3 separate regions of the Homo sapiens genome follow, and all the other regions are linked to region 3. The links are chromatin contacts, found by Hi-C or POLR2A ChIA-PET in ENCODE. All regions are on one chromosome and are shown on one strand. The core of a region is the stretch at or near the end of the contact, and the rest is flanking DNA. Distances in the headings are between cores, read along the strand shown.

The links. Hi-C counts contacts between places; a loop is a spot of excess contacts on that map. ChIA-PET counts read pairs that join two places held with the same protein, here RNA polymerase II (POLR2A). Pooled maps may share reads with other maps.
Region 1: a loop to region 3 is called in a map of PC-9, with 34 times the contacts of the local background. The contact joins the enhancer-like site here to the promoter of BNIP2 in region 3. A Hi-C loop is called at or near these places in 2 of 168 maps with a recorded cell type or tissue (CD4-positive, alpha-beta memory T cell and PC-9) and 6 of 50 pooled maps.
Region 2: a map of CD8-positive, alpha-beta T cell shows a loop between it and region 3 (3-fold over the local background). The contact joins the enhancer-like site here to the promoter of BNIP2 in region 3. A Hi-C loop is called at or near these places in 2 of 168 maps with a recorded cell type or tissue (CD8-positive, alpha-beta T cell and naive thymus-derived CD4-positive, alpha-beta T cell) and 4 of 50 pooled maps. POLR2A ChIA-PET finds 5 or more read pairs at or near these places in 2 of 52 experiments (T-cell and activated CD4-positive, alpha-beta memory T cell).

The regions. Positions count from the first base shown.
Region 1 is chr15:60,931,027-60,934,904 of GRCh38, reverse strand. All of the region lies in intron 1 of RORA (RAR related orphan receptor A), which reads left to right. Among named protein-coding and RNA genes, the nearest start is that of RORA-AS4, 170 kb to the right of the region's middle. RefSeq lists an enhancer at 1,761-2,960. Within about 2 kb of position 2,169, at least 3 of the 41 ENCODE cell types and tissues checked have a DNase peak (open chromatin) inside an H3K27ac peak, as active enhancers do; they include PC-9, where a contact is called at or near this core.
Region 2 is chr15:60,843,069-60,846,511 of GRCh38, reverse strand. All of the region lies in intron 1 of RORA (RAR related orphan receptor A), which reads left to right. Among named protein-coding and RNA genes, the nearest start is that of RORA-AS4, 81 kb to the right of the region's middle. Within about 2 kb of position 1,876, at least 3 of the 41 ENCODE cell types and tissues checked have a DNase peak (open chromatin) inside an H3K27ac peak, as active enhancers do; they include CD8-positive, alpha-beta T cell, where a contact is called at or near this core.
Region 3 is chr15:59,688,070-59,691,721 of GRCh38, reverse strand. BNIP2 (BCL2 interacting protein 2) reads left to right here and starts at 2,402. Exons shown (of 10, transcript NM_004330.4): 1 at 2,402-2,587. RefSeq lists a silencer at 2,125-2,634 and an enhancer at 2,048-2,696.

The DNA of each region.
Region 1 (3,878 bases), core at 920-3,419, 1.2 Mb before region 3:
AGGAACAGGCAGTGCAGCCAATGGCATAGGTGGATGTGTGCTTTAGAAAGGTGCTTTCTGTGGGAAAGTAGAGGACAGATTGTAATGGAGCAGAGCCTGGAGGCAGGGAGACAGTCATACCTCTTGTCCAGCCAGTGATGGCTTGAGGGCTTTCATTTGCCTTTCTTTGGAGTAGCCAATACAGTGGTTCTCAAAGTGTGGCTCCCAGACAGGCAACATCAGCATCACCTGGAAATTTGTTAGAAATGCAAATTCTTGAGCCAGTGTGATGACTCATTGACTCATACCTGTAATCCCAGCAACTCAGGAGGCTGAAGCAAGAGGACTGCTTGAGGCCAGTAGTTCAAGACCAGACCAGCCTGGGTCACATAGTGAGACCTCATATCAGAAAAAAACAAACAAACAAACAACAACAACAACAACAACAACAACAACAAACTCTTGGGCCTTATCCCAGAGCTACTAAGTCAAATACTCTGGAGTTATGGCCCAGCAATCTGTGTTTTTGTTTTTTTTTCTTTTTACAAGCCCTCCAGAGGACTCTGACCCTTGCTAAAGTTTGAGAATACTGGTCTAGTCTCTTGAAGGAAAGTGGAAAAGAGAACTTTAGCAATGTCTTCCTTTCTGCTCCCCCATTTGGCCTCCACTGGGCCAGCATAGGGCAGGTGCCAAGCTTTGGGAAAGGTCTCCCTGCATGAGGCAGGCAGCAGTCTCCTTGTTAGCTAGTCACACGGAAGCAGGAGACTTGTTAATGTAGATCAGGACTGCCTGTTGAGCACAGCAAAACCAAACCTCAAATCTCCTCCTGGCTTACTGCCAAGAGGGCACTGTGACCCACCCCTATTGATGCATATGGTGTGGAGCTGGAGCTGGGGCTATGCTAAGTAGGTGTTTCTTTACCGAACGACTGTCAGCTGCAAGACTCCAATGCGCTTCTCATCACTTTGAGAAATGAGGGAGCCCAGCCTCTCTGGGCCCTTCAAAAGCAGATGTTGCATCTGGTTTGTGGGAGTCTGTGTGCACACACCCAAAGACATTTCATGGCCAACAGAATGGATCGCACCAGTGCCTCTGCTTTTTCCCATATGAAAAGCTTGTGTCTGGGCTGGTTTTTATTACTGATGTGCAGCCACCTCTGGTATGAAATACCACAGCTGTAGATAATTTTAGAACATCCATCTAGATTTTCTAAATTCATTCATTTGTTCATTAGTACAGATGTGTATACCCTGGCATGATGGGAAATTGAAAGGGGAATAAGACATCCTCCCCCACCCCTCTTCCTTTAGGAGTATGCCATCCAGGAGGAGAGAGAAGTCATCCACACAAATGCCTGCGATTCAGAATAATGCGTTCTATGTCAATAGGAAGGTACCAACAAACTGTGATGTGAGAGATCAAGGGGGCTTCACAAGAGAAGAGCTGCGGAAGCTGCTTGGAGGAGGAGGTCGCATTTGATCTGAGCCTGGAAGCGTAGGCAAAATTTCCAGAGGCAAGGAGAGGGCATCTCAAGAAAAGGGCACTGCAAGGGCACAGGGAATGGGAAATGCACAGTACATTTAGGGAGAGTGAGTGGTCCAATTTGCTGAGAACGTAGGCTACAGGGAGAATAATAGAGGAAGCTGAGGCTTAAAAGATAGATTGGGATTTGAATACCAGGCTAAGAAGTCTGGACATGATTCCATAGGCAGTGGGAGCCAGTGGAGAATTTGGGTTGGAAGATTAGTATGATCATCATGGCACTAGAGGACAATTGGGCTGATGATGAAATTGGGATGGGTAATACTTGAGGCCCACAGTAGGAGACTTGCTCAGGGTCACAGCCCTGGGAAGCAGCAGAATCAATACTAGAACTAAGCATTCTGTGTCTGCAAGTTCATGACTGTGGGGGGCAACCTGGAAACTCCTGGGTAAGGAAGAGGAGTAAGTTTTTAAGTGAAAGGTTGTCTGACGTAGGAAGCCATCAACACTCTTCAGGGATTGAGGGGGCAAGAGAGAGCCAGGCCACTGAGAGAATTCAGCTGCTTTTCTGTTCCACACTCCTTGGTTCCTTATCAGAAAGAGCATTCATCCCTTTGCAGACAAACACCAGAGGTCCTCAGTGTCACATGCCAGCCAAGCTCAGAGCATCTCAACAATGCCAGGGAGTCTTGGCATGGGGCTGGGCCATGGGCTTGGTTCTGACTCAGAGAAGTCGGAACCACCTACTGAGTCATTTGCAGGAGCTGTGGTTTCCTGGGAGGTTTCCCAACCAGTTACCCACCCCGCCAAATCGCTGGTAGCTTGCAAGATCTGAAGGAGCCGCAATTCACAGTGCCAGGGCTTCAGGCAAACTCAAGCTGCATATCTCGAGCTGTTGCACAGAAATTATTTCCTTGCACTACATGGAGAAACTTGGCCCTTGGTAGTAACACGTAAACAAATGAAACTTTTTAACATACCTGTTACTTATTTGATCTTAGGGAGATCTCAGTTTCCTTACCTATGAATGAGCTACTATGAGTAAGCAGCTGTGATATCTGAAGGAATTAATGGTTTTTAATGGTTTCTCTTTAGGACGGTCCAGAATGACCCAGCCCTAATCGTGGCTGAGTTTACAAGACACTGCCTTGGAATCTGGTCCAAGGCAGCTGCTCATGGCATCTCCATTTCTTCTTTGAGAAGCTTTACTGCTTCTCAAGCAACCCCACCTTCTCAGGTCCCTCAGATTTTCCCCTCATTAGTAATCTTGGACATTTCAAATACCATGAATTCTTTCTACTCCAAAGGATTGGTTTTCAAGGTGAATTCAAAGACATTGATACTGCTTGTTATTCCAAATAGAAGTTGCCCATCTCCCTCCAGTATAGGATCTTCATTTAAAAAAAAAAACTCTTGATTCAATATTTTTCTAGATATTGCTTTGAGAATTCAGGATTAGAATTGGTACCATAATCAATTCTAGACCCTAATTTCTGGCATTTCATTATGTTTAGCTGCAGTGCCAAGTTGAGGCAATGGCTTAACATGGCTCCCTGACATGGTGTTAATATTGAAGGAATCAATATTTAGCTGGAGAAATGAATATTTAGCTGGAGAACTCAGCCAACTGTTTTGAGTCTGAGCTATCAGCCTCATAAGGCAGAAGAGCTTAGGGAGAAGGCTGAGGTTTTTGCCAGACCATGTCCCATCTCTTCCTGCCCTTACATTTGCTTATGAGGTCCTCACAGTGGCTGGTGGCCTATAAGGGGGCCCTTCTGTAGAACTCTGTGTGTGCCAGAAGAGGCAGCTTTGGCCCTGTGCAAGACACTCTGGAGCATTAAGTCTTGGCATCAGCCATGCAACTCTTGATACCAGTGCCTGTTTTCTAGAGGCAAAATAAGGACACTTCATGAGAAGAAAGGAGTAATCAAATGTCGGAGACTTGAAAGACTGCAGGAGTCTGGGAGATTGGCAGGGCTTAGCTCTGGAAGCTGAAGCCAGGCCTCTTCTCTCTTCAGCTATTCCTCCTGCAGCTATGAGTTGGGATTCTGCTTCCCCATGGAGCCAGAGGAGTGAGTAAGGAAGAGTGCTTGGGCAGGGAGGGGCTGTTCGTGGGTGGCAGGGCATCCAGTGGAGGCCTGTAGGCTGCCCTTCACTTCTGGGACAGGGGCTTTGTGCCTCTGGGCAGTGAACAGCCTACCTCCCAATGTGCCTCCGTGCCTCCTACTCCTGTAAGCCTGCCTGGCCCCACTTATGGACCTGGAGCCTATCTGCTGCTCTAGGCAGACTCACCTTCTCTTTCCCAGGTGGAATTTTCTCACAGACAGGGAGTTCTTCCCCAGACCCTGGACCAGTCACTCTTCCATGTGGTCTTCCCCCTCTTCCCCCTGCCATTTAAAATACACATTTAAGGGGTA
Region 2 (3,443 bases), core at 627-3,126, 1.2 Mb before region 3:
TATCTGCATTCCAAAAAGGGGTGGAATGTTTCCCTCTGATAACACATTAGTATGAGTCCTTCCTAGATGGGTGTTCTGAAATTATAAGGACGTGATAGTGTGGAGGAGAAGCAGTTACGATAGAGAAACCTGTTGCTTTGAAAATCAGCAGTGATCTTTGCAATCAGCTGATTAATAAATATTTATACAGTACCTATCAAGTGCTACACTCTGAAAAAAATAAGTATGCAATGATAAATCACAGTACGGGCACCAATGTGGTTCTGACCTGGAAGCGAGTAGACCTGAGCCCTGACAGCCACTTACGATTGCTGCTATCTTTGGTTTAATCATTGTATAGCAGAGACAATAGTTATTGTCTCAACCAAGATTCATTTCCCTAGGACAAGTTACTTTATCTCTCTGGACCTCAAGATTAAGAGGGTCTGAAGGGATCATGCTGGTGGTGGTAATAAAAATAGCTTCACAGCTGGGCGCGGTGGCTCACGCCTGTAATCCCAGCACTTTGGGAGCCCGAGGGGAGCGGATCACGAGGTCAGGAGATTGAGACCATCCTGGCTAACAAGGTGAAACCCCGTCTCTACTAAAAATACAAAAATTAGCCGGGTGTGGTGGCAGGCACCTGTAGTCCCTGCTACTCGGGAAGCTGAGGTAGGAGAATGGTGTGAACCCGGGAGGCGGAGGTTGCAGTGAGCGGAGATCGCACCACTGCACTGCAGCCTGGGCGACAGAGCAAGACTCCATCTCAAACAAGCAAACAAAAAAATGGCTTCACATACTGAGGTGTATAATTGTGCTAAGTACTTTAATGCGAATTAACTCATATATTTCTAAAGCAAACTCAACTAGAAGATGGGTTCTGTTAGTCCCAATTTATAAATGAGAAAGCTGAGATTTAGGTTGTGTGACTTACCTGAAATCAAAGAACACCGACTAATGCCAGAGCTGAGATTCAGTAGCAAGTTTTAGAGCCTGTAAAGCTTCCAATCGGCACCCCCGGAAGCTCATCCCAGCTGTCACATTCTGTGGATCTGGGGACCTTAAAGAATCATCAAAAGATTGCCTGGGGAAACGAAAAGGTTGAAAACTGATGGGGGAAACCATATTTCAGGGAAATAGGGACGAGGCATTAGCAGAGCTTCAGAGAGGAGAAACATACCATCGTCTGTGGCTCAGAGAATTCAGAACCTAACTACATCAGAATACCGTGATGCTGAAATGCAGTGTGTCTTTCTGGGACACACACCGATAAATCAATGCTGAGATCTCAATTTGTGTTGACGTAGTGATGGTCATTCAGCAAATGAGCCTTCACATAGCAGGCAGTGCCACCCGGAAAGGCACTTCAAGGTTGCTGTATGACAACTAGTCTCACCTTCTCAACCTTTTCATTTTATACCAGTGTCAGCCACAGCTGGAGGACTTGTGAATTTCACTTTAACTATAATATTTAGTGAGGACACACACACACACACTCACACACTGGCACCCACAAAGTCTTCACTTTGAAACAAGGGTGGGTTTGGTTTCCTTCACTTATACAACTGATGCCTACCAGGGATATTTTTGTTTAGACGGCTCATTGGCCACAAACCGTTTCATTATGTGTTGCCCAGTTACCTTGGCTTCCTGCACATTCTTTTGAGCAGATAGTTCATCTCCTTATCTCAAAGAATTGTTTCCCCAAGTGTAGCCCTGGAGCCAATAGCTTTGATACCATCGAGGCAAGAAGGCATTAAACCACCTTTTTTGTAATTGTCTTAGTCTTACTTTTTCATGTCTGTTTCATGAAAAGTTGATGTGGTTAGATTTAAGCTGGGCCTCGCTGAGGGTATCATCTGTGCCTGGGGTTACCCACATCATCACGTGGCTTACCTTCCTTTGCAGTATGGTGATCTTATCTTCTTTGCTGCTTCTTGCCATAGAGCAACCAGCTCCTTCTAGCTCCTATGTGTGTGTGCATGCATACAAGTGTGCATTCGACATGCGTGGAGGCTTGCTCGTGGCAGCAGCTTGTAAAATGACACTTTACCATTCAGAATGAAAACTGGCTGGTTGGGGGCCTTTGCTATACTCTTAGGGGCAAACGACAACAACAACAACAACAACTCCTTCATTGGCTTTTCCATTTGGGAACTTGGAGCAAAGTTTTCCTTAAGTAGATGCATTTCTGTGTAGTTTAAAGTAGTAATTCTTTTGTTCCCTCTGTGTCCCAGTAACTGAGCTGACAACCCAGGGTACAAAGATGAATATGACTGAGTCACTGTCCTTGAGAGAGCCTCAGGACAGCCATAGGAGAAAACATGTTAACAAATAGCTAGAATTCAACTCAGGAAGGGCAGAGAGGTGCCAGGAACAGAGTTCTCTGGGAAGACAAGTGAGGGGACTAGGAGAGAAGAGCCAGAGGAGGCTATGAAAAGGAGCAGGCATTTAAACTCCATCCTCAAAGTCAAGTGCAGGTTTGCCAGTTAAAGAGGGGAAGATATTCCTGGTGGAGAGAATAACCAAAAAAAAAGTAAATGAAGATGTGAAAGTGTGGGCTATGTTTCCTGTGCCCTGAGCAGAGTAGGTATATTAGGGTGAGGCTGTAGAAAGATGGGCCAGCCCAGCTGAGGAAGGACTTAGTGCATTATCCTGAGATGTTTAGCATTCAGGGTATGCTTTAAGATTCAATCCAACAAGTGCACCAGAGACCCAGGAAAAGCAAAAAGAGACATTCACGGACCTTGCCAAAATGGAGAACTTTGCCTTCCCCAGCAAGACAGGGCTGTGCCAGCCGTTCTGTCCCTGGTTCTGACTCAGCCTTTGGCTTTCTTTTCATCAGTCATTTAACCCTCCGAGAACCTGGCTTGCCACGGTCAGAGTGTGAATCTTGAAAGCGTCCTTGACCCCTCCTGACAACTGTAAAGTCATGGGAAGAATTGCTCTTGTAACTCATCTTGCCCTTGGGCAGCTAGTGGACATTTGACCATGACACGTGTAACAAGAACAGTTGGTTTGTGTGGCTGCAGCAGCCACATCACAGGGAGAGGGAAAGAGCTCTCCGCCTGGGAGAAAAGGCCTTGGGAACTGTGTGGGCTCTACCACTCTGATACTGAATGACCTTGGACAAGTTATTTCTCTCCAGGCTCCGATGTCCTCACCTGTAAAATGAGGTACCTGGACTTTATGGCTACTAAGAGGCCTTTTCTCCCTTCTACCGTGTCTGATTCTGCCTTGACTCTTTAATTTTTAGGAAGTTAGAGTGCAGGAGACTGACCAGGGAGCGTCTCTGCTTAACATGGGGACTCTGAGATTTGTGCATGTTTGTGCTTTGAGCAAGGAAAAAACAAATCACCAAGTGGCCCAGCGAGGTTGTTCCTTCTTCCATTTCCTTGCAGCAGAACAGCAGGGGGAGGGAGAGCGGCAGAACCCAGCTTCTTGGCTGAGTAGATCTTGGGTTT
Region 3 (3,652 bases), core at 1,153-3,652:
GCAATTTATACATAAAATATATATGTGTGTGAATATATATATATATATAATCTGAAAGGCTATACATAAATATGTTAATAATAATTATCTTTTTGGCTTACTTGTAGTTTGTAATGTTTCAACAATAAGTATGGATAATTAACAAGATAGGGATAAAAAGATAAGTAATAGGATGGCTTACTCGAAACCAAAGCAAACACTGATCAAGCTTATTAAATAATAAAGTTACTAAAATGAAGAAGGAACTGAAGATCTTAAAAAAAAGAAATCACATAACTATATATGATTTCCAGTGATTTTCTGCCACCCTGTGGGGAATTCTGCACATTGCAGAACTGAAGAAGCAAAGTATGAAACTACAAAAACTTCTGTAAATCAAGATGAAATTTCTTGGCCCAAGTAGTTGTTTAGCTAAAGCTCTGTTGATCAGTTTTGTTTTCTCTACTAGCTATTTAGTGAAATTGCTAGACTAGGATAAAAAGAATACCTAATACTTAAATGTGATTACAATATGACAACCAAGGTCCTAATACATATATATGAATTCATCTCACAAAAACCCTATAAGGTAGGTACTATTTTCTTCCCATTTTATCAAAGAGACGGACTTTAATCTACCAATGGTGGGTAAATGTTGCCAAAGCAATGTGAAATCCAGGCAGAATGCTGCATTTTTAGTCAATGATTTAAAATTTTGAGCTTTTCTGTTCCCCTCAGGCCTGATCGTACCCCAATGGAATCACCCAAATACTTGATGCTGAGCCTTTCTATGGATTTATCAGATGAAACTTTGGAAAGGGACTTTTTTTTTTTTTTAAGACAGGGTTTCGCTGTCACCCAGGCTGGAGTGGAGTGGCGCGATCTTGGCTCACTACAACCGCCGCCTGCCAGGCTCCAGAGAGTCTCCCACCTCAGCCTCCCAAGTGGCTGGGACCACAGGTGCATGCCACCAAGCCCACCTAATTTTCTTCTTTTCTTTCTTTCTTCCTTTCTTTCTCTTTGCTTCTTTTTCTTTCTTTCTTTCTCTGTCTCTTTTTTTTTTTTTTTTTTTAAGAGATGGGGTCTCGCCATGTTGCCCTGAGGTCTGGCGATCTACCGACTCGGCCTCTCAAAGTGCTGGGATTACAGTCATGAGCCAGCACGCCCAACTGAGAGAGACTATGATGTTCTCCAAACAAATCTCATTTGGTTGAAACTCTACAGCTGAGTATGGTCTAATTTGAGTAGTTTACCTTGAGTACTCTAACCATGGTCTATAGACCTGGGCTCTTCTGAGAACTGTTTGCAAATGGTTCACAGAGAGAGAGTAGAAAACTCTATGTCAATTTTGCAGGTAATTTTATGGCTGTTAACTCTAACGATAAAAAGTTTTGACTTGGACTTTGTATGTCTTTTCATTTTTCTGTTTTATTAACTTGTCAAAAACTAATTGAAAATTGAAAAAAATAAACCGACCGTTCCCCCAGTGAAGAGAAGCACTGCTGTAAAGCTTTTCACACTCAAATATTACCAAACTCTAAGGTCGCTTCTGAGGCCTAACTCCCCAAAATGATGCCTCGGATATTTTTCCTCGCCTTATTTCTTTTTTTTCTTTTTCTTTTTTTTTTTTTTTCCTTTTTCCTTTTATTTGAGACGGAGTTTTTGCTCTGTTGCCCAAGCTGGAGTGCAATGGCACGATCTCGGCTCACTGCAAACTCCAACTCCGCCTCCGCCTCCGCCCTCGCCTCCTGAGTAGTTGGGATTACAGACGCGCGCCACCACGCCCAGCTAATTTTTGTTTGTTTAGTAGAGACGAGGTGTCACCATGTTGGCCAGGCTGGTCTCGAGCTCTTGACCTCCGGTAATCCACCCGCCTCGCCCTCCCAAAGTGCTGGGATTACAAGCGTAAACCACCGCGCCCGACCTCCTCCCCTTATTTCATCCATTTTATAATTCACATTATTGATCGCTGATAATTGCACCTATTGTAATGATACTGATAATTGCACCTGTTGTAATAATATTGATATTGATAATTGCACCTATTGTATTACAATATTATTATTGATATCGATAATTTCACCTACTGTAATGATCAATAAAGGCAGGCAGAAAGAAAACAAAAGTAACTGAAACTACCAGGCAGCGTCCCTGCGAACAGCAAAGAGGGAAGAAACGCCTTGAGGCGTAGTAACGCCACCAATAAGGAGTCGACGCGACGGGTCCGCCCACAGGCAAGGAAGGCCGACCCCGCGAGTGCAGGCGCGAGCGCTAGCCCGTGACGTCTGAGGGGGTTGGGGGGATGCTGTGTGGGTTTCAAGAAGACGCCACGCCTCCGCCGCCGCCACGCCCCCGCCGCCTCCACCGCCGGCTGCCGCGCCCGGAGGAGGTCGGGATGTTATCACTTCCGCCGGGGCTTCTCACTGTGTCCGGGTCAGCTGCTGCCGCCGACGCCGTACCGCTGCGGCCGGGGGATTGGGCCGGGGTCTCCACCGCCGACCGAGGGGAGCGGGCTCCGCTCGGCCCTGCTTTTTGCGACCTGGCCGTCAGCCCCACGTCGCCGGCCTGGAGGGGCGAAGAGGACGAGGGGGCCAAGGCTTCCTCCGGGGTGAGTGCGGCCTGGGAGAACTCGGCACGGTGGCTCCGGAGCTGGACTGGGAACCGGCCTAGGGGCGAAAGTCTGTCGGGCGCGTGCCCACGACGTCCGGGGAGAGGAAACCCAGAGAGTTACCCTTGGTAGGGGGAGCCATAGAACCTGCTCGGGAGGTGCTTCCTGGATCCCCGCCCTGCTTAGGTCCCCGCCCTTGGCTTGGGTCCTGTTTGTATTTGGCAGTTTGGCCCCCCACCCCGTCGCTTTTCCGTTTCTGGTAGTTGTGCTCGGGATGGAACCTTGCCCCTCCTCCGCTCCCCCACCCTTTTACCCTGGTGTGGGTGAAGTGGCTGGGCTACGATGGTTCAGTATTTATGACCAGCGTCCGTCCTGGTACAGAACAAAGAAACTTGGACTTCTGGTATGCCTCGTAACCGCGGGGAATAGACACGGAAGCAGCATAAGTAATCAGGGCTTTAATAGATCTTCCCTAGTACGCTAAACCAAATACAGAGTGTGTACGTCAAAAGCCGAGTCCCCGCGTGAATCTAGACACAACCCTTTCTGTTTAAATACCTGGCAAAATGGTTTGGATTTCTGGATGCATTTCATGCCGCTGGAGAGTTACTTGTCTGTGTCTTGTGAGCTCTTTGACGAAACAGCTTTTCCGGTGTTGCATCAAGATAGTTACGGTGCCTCCTATTTATTTAATTGAATAAACTATGTGATTGCATTTTAGTGTTGCTTTTTTCATTCTCACCTTCTCTTGATTAGGATCTCTATTTCACCTAATACCTGATTTCGTATTTTCAATTAAATGTAGTTTTTCTAACATTTTATAGGAATCTCTGCAATTGTAGAAACAAATTCTGTAATTTGTAAATGGATGTTTCCTCAAAGTTACAACTGACCTTACCCAATTAAGTTACCCCTGCAGACTAGTTTCTTGATCATTTTGCACATATTCTTAGTTCTTTTTGGTTTACATTTTCTCTAAACTCTATTCCTAGTCTTCATATTCTCTAGTGCAGCCTAATACTGCTGGGCTTAGACCGGAAGTATGACAGATCCACTTCTGCAAAC